Regions from separate parts of the Mus musculus genome. Here regions 2 and 3 are each linked to region 1. Evidence: chromatin loops called from intact Hi-C (ENCODE). Cell type or tissue: heart. All regions are shown on one strand.

The links. Hi-C counts contacts between places; a loop is a spot of excess contacts. Peaks named below come from ENCODE experiments on the same cell type or tissue, not always from the same donor. Only the 100,000 strongest peaks of a DNase experiment are listed, where the experiment ranks them.
Region 2: it touches region 1 in a loop (2.0-fold over the local background); 26 of 42 quality-filtered maps call a loop at or near these places.
Region 3: it touches region 1 in a loop (2.0-fold over the local background); 4 of 42 quality-filtered maps call a loop at or near these places.

Annotation. Positions count from the first base shown.
Region 1 is chr15:81,988,376-81,990,875 of GRCm38, reverse strand. It overlaps a transcript of Xrcc6 not described here. Among named protein-coding and RNA genes, the nearest start is that of 1700029P11Rik, 9.1 kb to the right of the region's middle. In heart, a CTCF peak has its summit at 978 (motif pointing right); DNase peaks (open chromatin) are centred at 105 and 1,045; H3K27ac peaks cover 512 bases.
Region 2 is chr15:81,940,126-81,942,625 of GRCm38, reverse strand. All of the region lies in intron 1 of Csdc2 (cold shock domain containing C2, RNA binding), which reads right to left. Among named protein-coding and RNA genes, the nearest start is that of Csdc2, 4.6 kb to the right of the region's middle. In heart, a CTCF peak has its summit at 1,411 (motif pointing right); no DNase peak of the experiment used is centred here; H3K27ac peaks cover 410 bases.
Region 3 is chr15:81,827,252-81,829,751 of GRCm38, reverse strand. No RefSeq gene overlaps it. Among named protein-coding and RNA genes, the nearest start is that of Tef, 17 kb to the right of the region's middle. In heart, no CTCF peak of the experiment used is centred here; a DNase peak (open chromatin) is centred at 1,161.

The DNA of each region.
Region 1 (2,500 bases):
GCAGAGCGGAACTGGACTCTGCTCAAGGACAGCACCCAGTAGAGAAGGCAAGGCCTTGTCCAGTTAGGAATCATACTGTGGGACACACCCAGGCGACAGGAGAGCCTTAAATGATAACACCAGATGACAGCACAGTGGCTGAGCAGAGGACTGAACAGCTGTGTGGGGGCAGGGCCACCCAGGGGTGTGGGAATCAGGGAGATAAGCGCTGAGGAGTTGCTCTGGGGACTGATGGGAGGTGATGCCGCCGCCACAGGGTAACAGGAATTTGGGTGAGGAAGTCTGTGTCCCGTGCCTCGGTCTATAGAGAAACACTGAGTACAAGGACTCAGAAGAGCCTCTATAAAACAAAGACCAGAGGCTGGAGAGATGGCTCAGCAGTTAAGAGCACTCACTGCTCTTCCAGAGGTCCCAAGTTCAATTCCCAGCAACTGCATGGTGGCTCACAACCATCTGTACTGGAATCCGATGCTCTCTTCTGATGTGTCTGACCACAGCGACAATGAGCAGCTCTGGGACCACAGAGCCATTTTATGCTGCCTCTTACCAGCTCCACTAAGCCTGCCTCCAGAAACCCAAGTTTGATTTAAGAGGTATGCTTTGACTTCTCAGGGTTTTTTTTCTTTCAAAACAAAATTTGTGCCAGGTTGCTCTTCACATGGAATCTGTCCTGTCAGGCACATGCCTTGCCCATAATCCCAACACTTGGGAGGCTAAGGCAGAAAAACTTGTCACAAAGTATGGACTTGGCTGAACTACAGAACAAGGGCATTAAAAAAAAAAATTGTAATAGGGTATAACGGCAGTAACGCCCAGAAAAAGAAAGTACAAACGTGCTGGATAGAACAGGCCAAGAACCCAGCAGGGACCTGTCACACCACTGAAAGGAGTGCCCTGAGGAGCCTGGGGACACGTCCTGGTGTCCAGTGTTGCCCTTTTTCTTGTGAAATGTTTGTATGCGGTGAGAAGTATGAACGCCAGGGGGCACTGTGGACCTTCATGATACCCCAGGCCTCAGCCAAATTCCCAAGGCTTGCCAGACTCCTGTGAGCCAGGCTGCTCTTGACTTTCAAGGGCCTCAGTGGCTAACAGCCAAGCTCTTTGTCCCCATTTTAGAAAGGCCCAACTGAAACTTGTCCCAGGACACTAACCAATCACACTGGACCCTGTCTGTTACTCGGACCCTTTTCCATCTCCGTTTCTCGGTTCACATCTACTCCAGGCTGGATCCCCTTGCTCGCTCCTCACCCAGCAGTAAAGGCCAGCATCAGTGAGGCCTCCCCAAGACCTTCCTCCTCTCCCCAGGGAAGCCCACCCCCTGCTGAGGGCGCATTTCTCCTACAGTTCCACCAGCACCTCCCTGGGTATCAACAAGGACTAAGGTTCGATCGGGTAGGTCATGTAAACAGACAAACACCCACTGGGGTCACTGAGTGCCCAGAGAGAGGCCCTGCCACAGGGTTCTTGCTGATAACCCTGAGACCCTAGAACCTTCTTTACATCTGCAATGATGATTCCATTTCCACACAGTTGTCCTAGGACCCCCATACGTGCGTGGGCCCTGTTACTACACATGCAGTGCCTTCTGTAGTGTATACAACAATAATAAGTACATAAGTAAATGCAAAAGCAAACCCTCTGGAACTCCTCTGGATTTGAACCTTTGACATTGAGCCCTTGGTTAAGGCCTTCCCCTCTCTATGCCTCATGTTCATCTGTGGCAGACAAATGTATCTGTGGTCTCTAAGATCTGACCCGTCTAACGGTTGTCCACACCTAGCCTGAGCTGTGGCTTGGTCTCATGCACCATCCAGTACTCCGGGGCTGCTCTTTGATCCATAGAGATCTGTTCTGTCCCCACTGGCTGAAGAAGTCCCAAGGAGATCAGAGACAACCCAGCAACAGCCTCCACTCCAGCAAACAGCACCTGAGCATGCGCACTTAGCCCTTGTTTAACTTCAGTAGACTGCCCTAGTGGGAAACACCATACATTGTAAAAGAAAAAAATAACCCAATAGACCCACTCCACTGATGGGCAGATGGCCTTGCAAAGGCCTTTGCAAGTCCATGGCTTCCTTGCTCCCCACTCTTCCTAGGCTAACCCTGTTAACCCTAATAAGAGGAAGTGACTGAAAAGATCCACCTGTCCAAGGTCACCAGAAAGAGCAGACTCACGAACTGTCATGTCAGTCTCAGCTGGACAGTGGTGTGGCACATACCTTTAATCCCAGCACTTGGGAGGCAGAGGCAGGTGGATTTCTGAGTTCGAGGCCAGCCTGGTCTACAGAGGGAGTTCCAAGATAGGCAGAGCTACACAGAAACCCTGTCTCAACAAATGAAAAAAATAAATAAAAAATAAAAGTCACAATCCAGGTCTCAAAAAGGAGGCTGGTGGTCCCTAAATTATTTTTTTAATTATCTTAGGGCTAGAGGGGTGGCTCAGGGGTTAAGAGCACTCGTTGCTTTTGCAGAGGACCCAGAATCAAGCTTTCATATGGTG
Region 2 (2,500 bases), 48 kb after region 1:
ATCCTTCAAAACAGAGCCTTGCTCTCTCAGCCCAGAGCTCACAGACAGGCTAGCTTGGCTGACTTGACCGTGAACTTCAGGAATCCCTCTGCCTCCACCCTCCAGTGCTGAGTTACAAGGATCTGGTGCACCTGGCTGTTACACGGGTGTCAGGGATCAAGCTCAGGCCCCATGCTTGCGAGCACTTGCTATAGGCTCACTGCACTATCTCCCCAGTGCTGTGGCTTTTTACTTGGAATTGGGGGAGGGTCAGAGTCTCGCTATACAAGTTGTCCCTAAACTTCCTTTGTAACCCTAACTGGACTAGAGTTTTCAATCCCTCTGCCTCAGGCCCCCACATCCCAGGATTACAGGCCTGCTCCACAATGCCTAGCTGCTGTTACATTTTTTTTTATTTAAGATTTATTTTATTATTTTTAACTACACGTATATATGTGTTTGTGCATGTGTCCTGTATGAATGCAGATGCCCACAGAGATGCAGTTATAGGCAGTGGTGAGCCATACAACATGGGTGCTGGGAAAGGAACTCAGGTCCTCGGGAAGAGAAGTAGCCACCTTAATCTTTCAGCCACTTGCCCAGTGCCCCTCCCCTTTTCTTTTGTTTTTGTTTTTGTTTTTGTTTTTCGAGACAGGGTTTCTCTATAGCCCTGGCTGTCCTGGAACTCACTTTGTAGACCAGGCTGGCCTCGAACTCAGAAATCCACCTGCCTCTGCCTCCCCAGTGCTGGGATTAAAGGCGTGCGCCACCACACCCGGCCCCTCCCCTTTTCTTTTGCGACAACATTATATATAATCGAAATGTAATCCAAGCTGGCCTTAAACGAGGTTTGAATTTGTTTTCTTAAGATTTTAACTTTTTTGAGCCTGGAAGTTGGTGGCACACGCCTTTTTTTTTTTTTCTTTTAAACGTTTATTATTTTATTTACATGAGCACACTGTAGCTGCCTTCAGACACAGCAGAAGAGGGCATCAGCTTCCATTACAGATGTTTGTGAGCCACCACCATCTGGTTGCTGGGAATTGAACTCAGGACCTCTAGAAGAAGGTCTCGAACTCAGAAATTCGCCTGCCTCTGCCTCCCAAGTGCTGGGATTAAAGGTGTGTGCCACCACGCCCGGCAACAGTCAGTGCTCTTAACCTCTGAGCCATCTCTCCAGCAGCACACGCCTTTAATACCAGCACTCAGGAGGCAGAGGCAGGCAGATCTCTTTGCCTTTGAAACTAGCCTGGTCTACAGACCCACTTCCAGAACAGGCAGGGCTACCCAGAGAAACCCTGTCTTGAAAAACCAAAACCAACTAGCTAAATAAAAATACAGTATTTAAGTTTTCCTTACTTGTCTATCCATTTAGTGTGATCTTTTTAATATGCACACATGTGTGTAGTACCCACATTGGCCAGGAGAAGGCATCAGATCCCCCGGAGCTAGAATCACAGGTGATCCTAAGCCACCTGATGTGTGTGCTTGGAGGCACACTCTCATCTTCTGCAAGAGCAGCAAGCGCTTTGAATGGGTGAGCCATTGCTCCAGCAATGAACATGTAGTCAGATGGTCAAGGATGAGTTTCTGACCCCCTCCTCTGAGTACTGGGGTTGCAAGCCAGACCAACAATAACGATGTTCCCAGGTACTATTATTTCTTGGCCATGATTAGATTCTCTCTAGGACCAGAGAGGGACTGGAGCTGGAAAGGCTATGACAAAGCCCAGGGAGATGAGAACAAGAAAATATAGAGCAGGGCTCCAGCTCAGACCCTGTTTTCAGAATATTGATGCAGCAAAGAACAGAGAGAACCAAGGCTTTCCCTGTTTGGCTGCCAGCGCTATGCAAAAAGGCCTTTCAGGTTTCTCTCTTTTGTTTTACATTTGTTTATTTACTGATGGAGATGGAGGTTGCAGTTGCGGTGGGGGATGTTGGGCAGGAGACTGAGGCAGGTCTCAAGTAGCCAGTTATAGCCTTAAACCCCTCAACTCCTGCCTCCACCACCTGAGTGTTGGATTATAGGTGAGTCACATCGCACCCTGTTTCTGTGGTTCTGGAGATAACATGCAGACCCTCATACAAGCAGGGGAAGCAGTGCGAAACCCAGAACGTGAGCCACACACAGTGGCTCTGGCCTACTCTTCCCTGCATGTAAGCCAAACTGACAGACAGTGGTAGGGCCAGGCAAAGCCAAAACACCAGAATTGTTTGGAGATAACCCAAGGTGTGATACAGTGTCACAGGACCACAGCACTCAGGACTGTGAGTCAGCCCCGGTAATAGGTGACCAGAGCCAGCTGGGACTTGGCTCCAATTCTCAGATCCTCTCTCCTAAAAAAATGGGGTATACCTGGGTGGTGGTGGTGGTGCACGCCTTTAATCCCAGCACTCAGGAGGCAGAAGCAGGCAGATCTCTGTGAGTTCAAGGCCAGCATGGTCTACAGAGTGAGTTCCTGGACAGACAGGGCTACACAGAGAAACCCTGTCTCCAAAAACAAAAACAAAAACAAACCAAA
Region 3 (2,500 bases), 160 kb after region 1:
GAAATGTGTATACACAACACACACACACACACACACACACACACACACACACACAGATAGCTGCCATCACCAAAAAAGCTCCCCCCCATGGGTGCTGAGTTCCATACAGCTGTATAGGTGCCCCTTGACCACAGACACTACATGCTAGCAACCCCCAGGAGACATTAGTCTAGTAAGAATGGTTTATTAGAGAATGAGCTTCGGGACTTGAGGTCACAGACCCAGAGAGGTGGGCAGGATCAAGGAGGTTGTGGGTGAAGAAATGCTTTGCTCTCATGGGAATCACTTTCCTTTTTGGACCTCAGCTGTTTGTAAACAATGTCACTGTGAAGGTCCTGTCCCATGTGTAGCTAGGGCAGAGTGACAGCTGGGAGGGGGCACAGGTGTGGGGTGTAATATCCCTCCTTAACCCTCCCATACGGGAGCACCAAGACAGCAGATCTTGCTGAGGTGGCCCTATGCCTTTAATCCCAGCACTCAGAAGGCCAGGAGTTAAGGCCAGCCTGATCTACATAGTTCCAGGACAGCCAGAGCCCTGTCTCAAAACAAAACCAAGCAAACAAAGACCAGATCTTATTCTTTTATACTTATTTATTAGGGGAAGGGTAAGTGTGGGTGTGAGGTCAGAGGACAACTTTCAGGAGTCACTCTGGTCTTCCACCATGCGGGTTCCAGGGGAATGGAACTCAGGCTATCAGGTTTAGCTCAAAGCACTTTTAACTGCTGAGTCATATTGTCGGCCCTTCATTTTTTACCTGTTTATTTTTAGACCAAGAACCTAACCCCTGAGAAGGTGCTGCCCTCAGCTGAGTCTTCCACTTCAATTAATCTAATCTAGATTATCCTCACATGTATGCCCTGGTGCCAACTTAGTCTAGGTGCCTGCACACAGGTGTGCCAGGAGCTTTGCCTCCTGGGTGATTGTAGATCCGGTTAAGTTGGCAATCGGTCTCGATCATCAGGATATGAACCCAGGGTTGGGGAGCCATTCATGCAAGTGTGAGACAGGGTCAGGCAGCAGCCTCCTCTTGTGTGGGCATCAGTCTTCTCGCCACTTCTGCCAGGGAGGCAGGGAGGCTCAGCAGTCCATGGGGAGACACCAGATCTGGTTTTGGCTACTTTGACTGACTTCTGGTAGCCAAAGGGAGTTGGAGGGTGGAGTCTGCTGTCAGCAAGGCAGGGCCAGGCACCCTGGCACCCTGGGTAAGGAGGTAATGGTGAAAGCTGTGAGGGTTCAGAAGTCAACGAGACCTGAGATTATGAAGGCACAGGACCTGGGCTGCTGTTCATCCCAAGTTTGCATCTCTGCTCTGAGAGTGGGTGGGTGATACCTTAAGTTGTTCTGAGCCTCACCTACTTCTGTAATGTTCTTTTCAGCATGGGTGTGTGTGTGTGTGTGTGTGTGTGTGATTGATCGATCCTGATCTCTCTCTCTCTCTCTTTTTTTTTTTTTTTTTTTTTTTTTTGGTTTTTTCGAGACAGGGTTTCTCTGTATAGCCCTGGCTGTCCTGGAACTCACTCTGTAGACCAGGCTGTCCTGGAACTCAGAAATCCGCCTGCCTCTGCCTCCCGAGTGCTGGGATTAAAGGCCTGCACCACCACGGCCTGCTCGATCCTGATTTCTTTTTCTCTTCTTCTCCTTCCTTCCCTTCTCCTCTTCCTCCTCCGTCTTTTTTTTTTTTTTTTTTTTTTTTTTTTTTTGAGACAGGGTCTCTACATAGTCTTGGCTGGGCTGTCCCGGAGTTCACTATGTAGACTTAGACCAGGCTGGCCTCAAATTTAAGAGATTGCCCTGTCTCTGCTTCCCAAGCACTGAGACTAAAGATGTGCATCACCATGCAATGCTCAGTATTTCTTCCTCTTTAAACAAGGATGTCCATTCTAGAGTGTTCTGAGGTAGTGTAACAGAACAGTGAGGTACTTCACGTGCTGAGAGGCAGCACAGCTGGAAGCAGCAGACCAAGGTCTAAAGATCTTTCCCCTCACCAGCCAGGACCCCTAAAAGTCAGCCTGGAGTACACACAACCAGTGGAAGGCAAGCAGAGGTTTATAGAGTGCCCCAGGGCCTGCTGCTGCCTGGATCACCATTTTAAAGAAAGGCTTCTGGCTGAATGTGGTCAAAGAGGTGGACCAGTGGTTAAGAGCCTGAGCTATAAAGTATAAAGAGAATTGGGAGGCAAATGGATCTCCAAGTTCCAGGCCATCATCTTGGTTTACAAAGCAAGTTCCAGGACAGCCAGGGCTACACAAAGAAACTCTGACTTGAAAAACAAACAAACAAACAAAGAGTTCTTAGTGCTCTTGCAGAAGGCCTGAGCTCTGTTTCCACCACTCAGCTCAGCCAGTTCACAATCACCTGTAACTGCAGTTACAAAGGATCCAATGCCTCTTCAGGTCTCCACAGGCCTCTGCACTTAAGCATATATCCACATACAGACATGTATATATAGTTAAAAGTTATGTATTGATTAAAAAATGCAACACCTTACAGGGCAGTGGT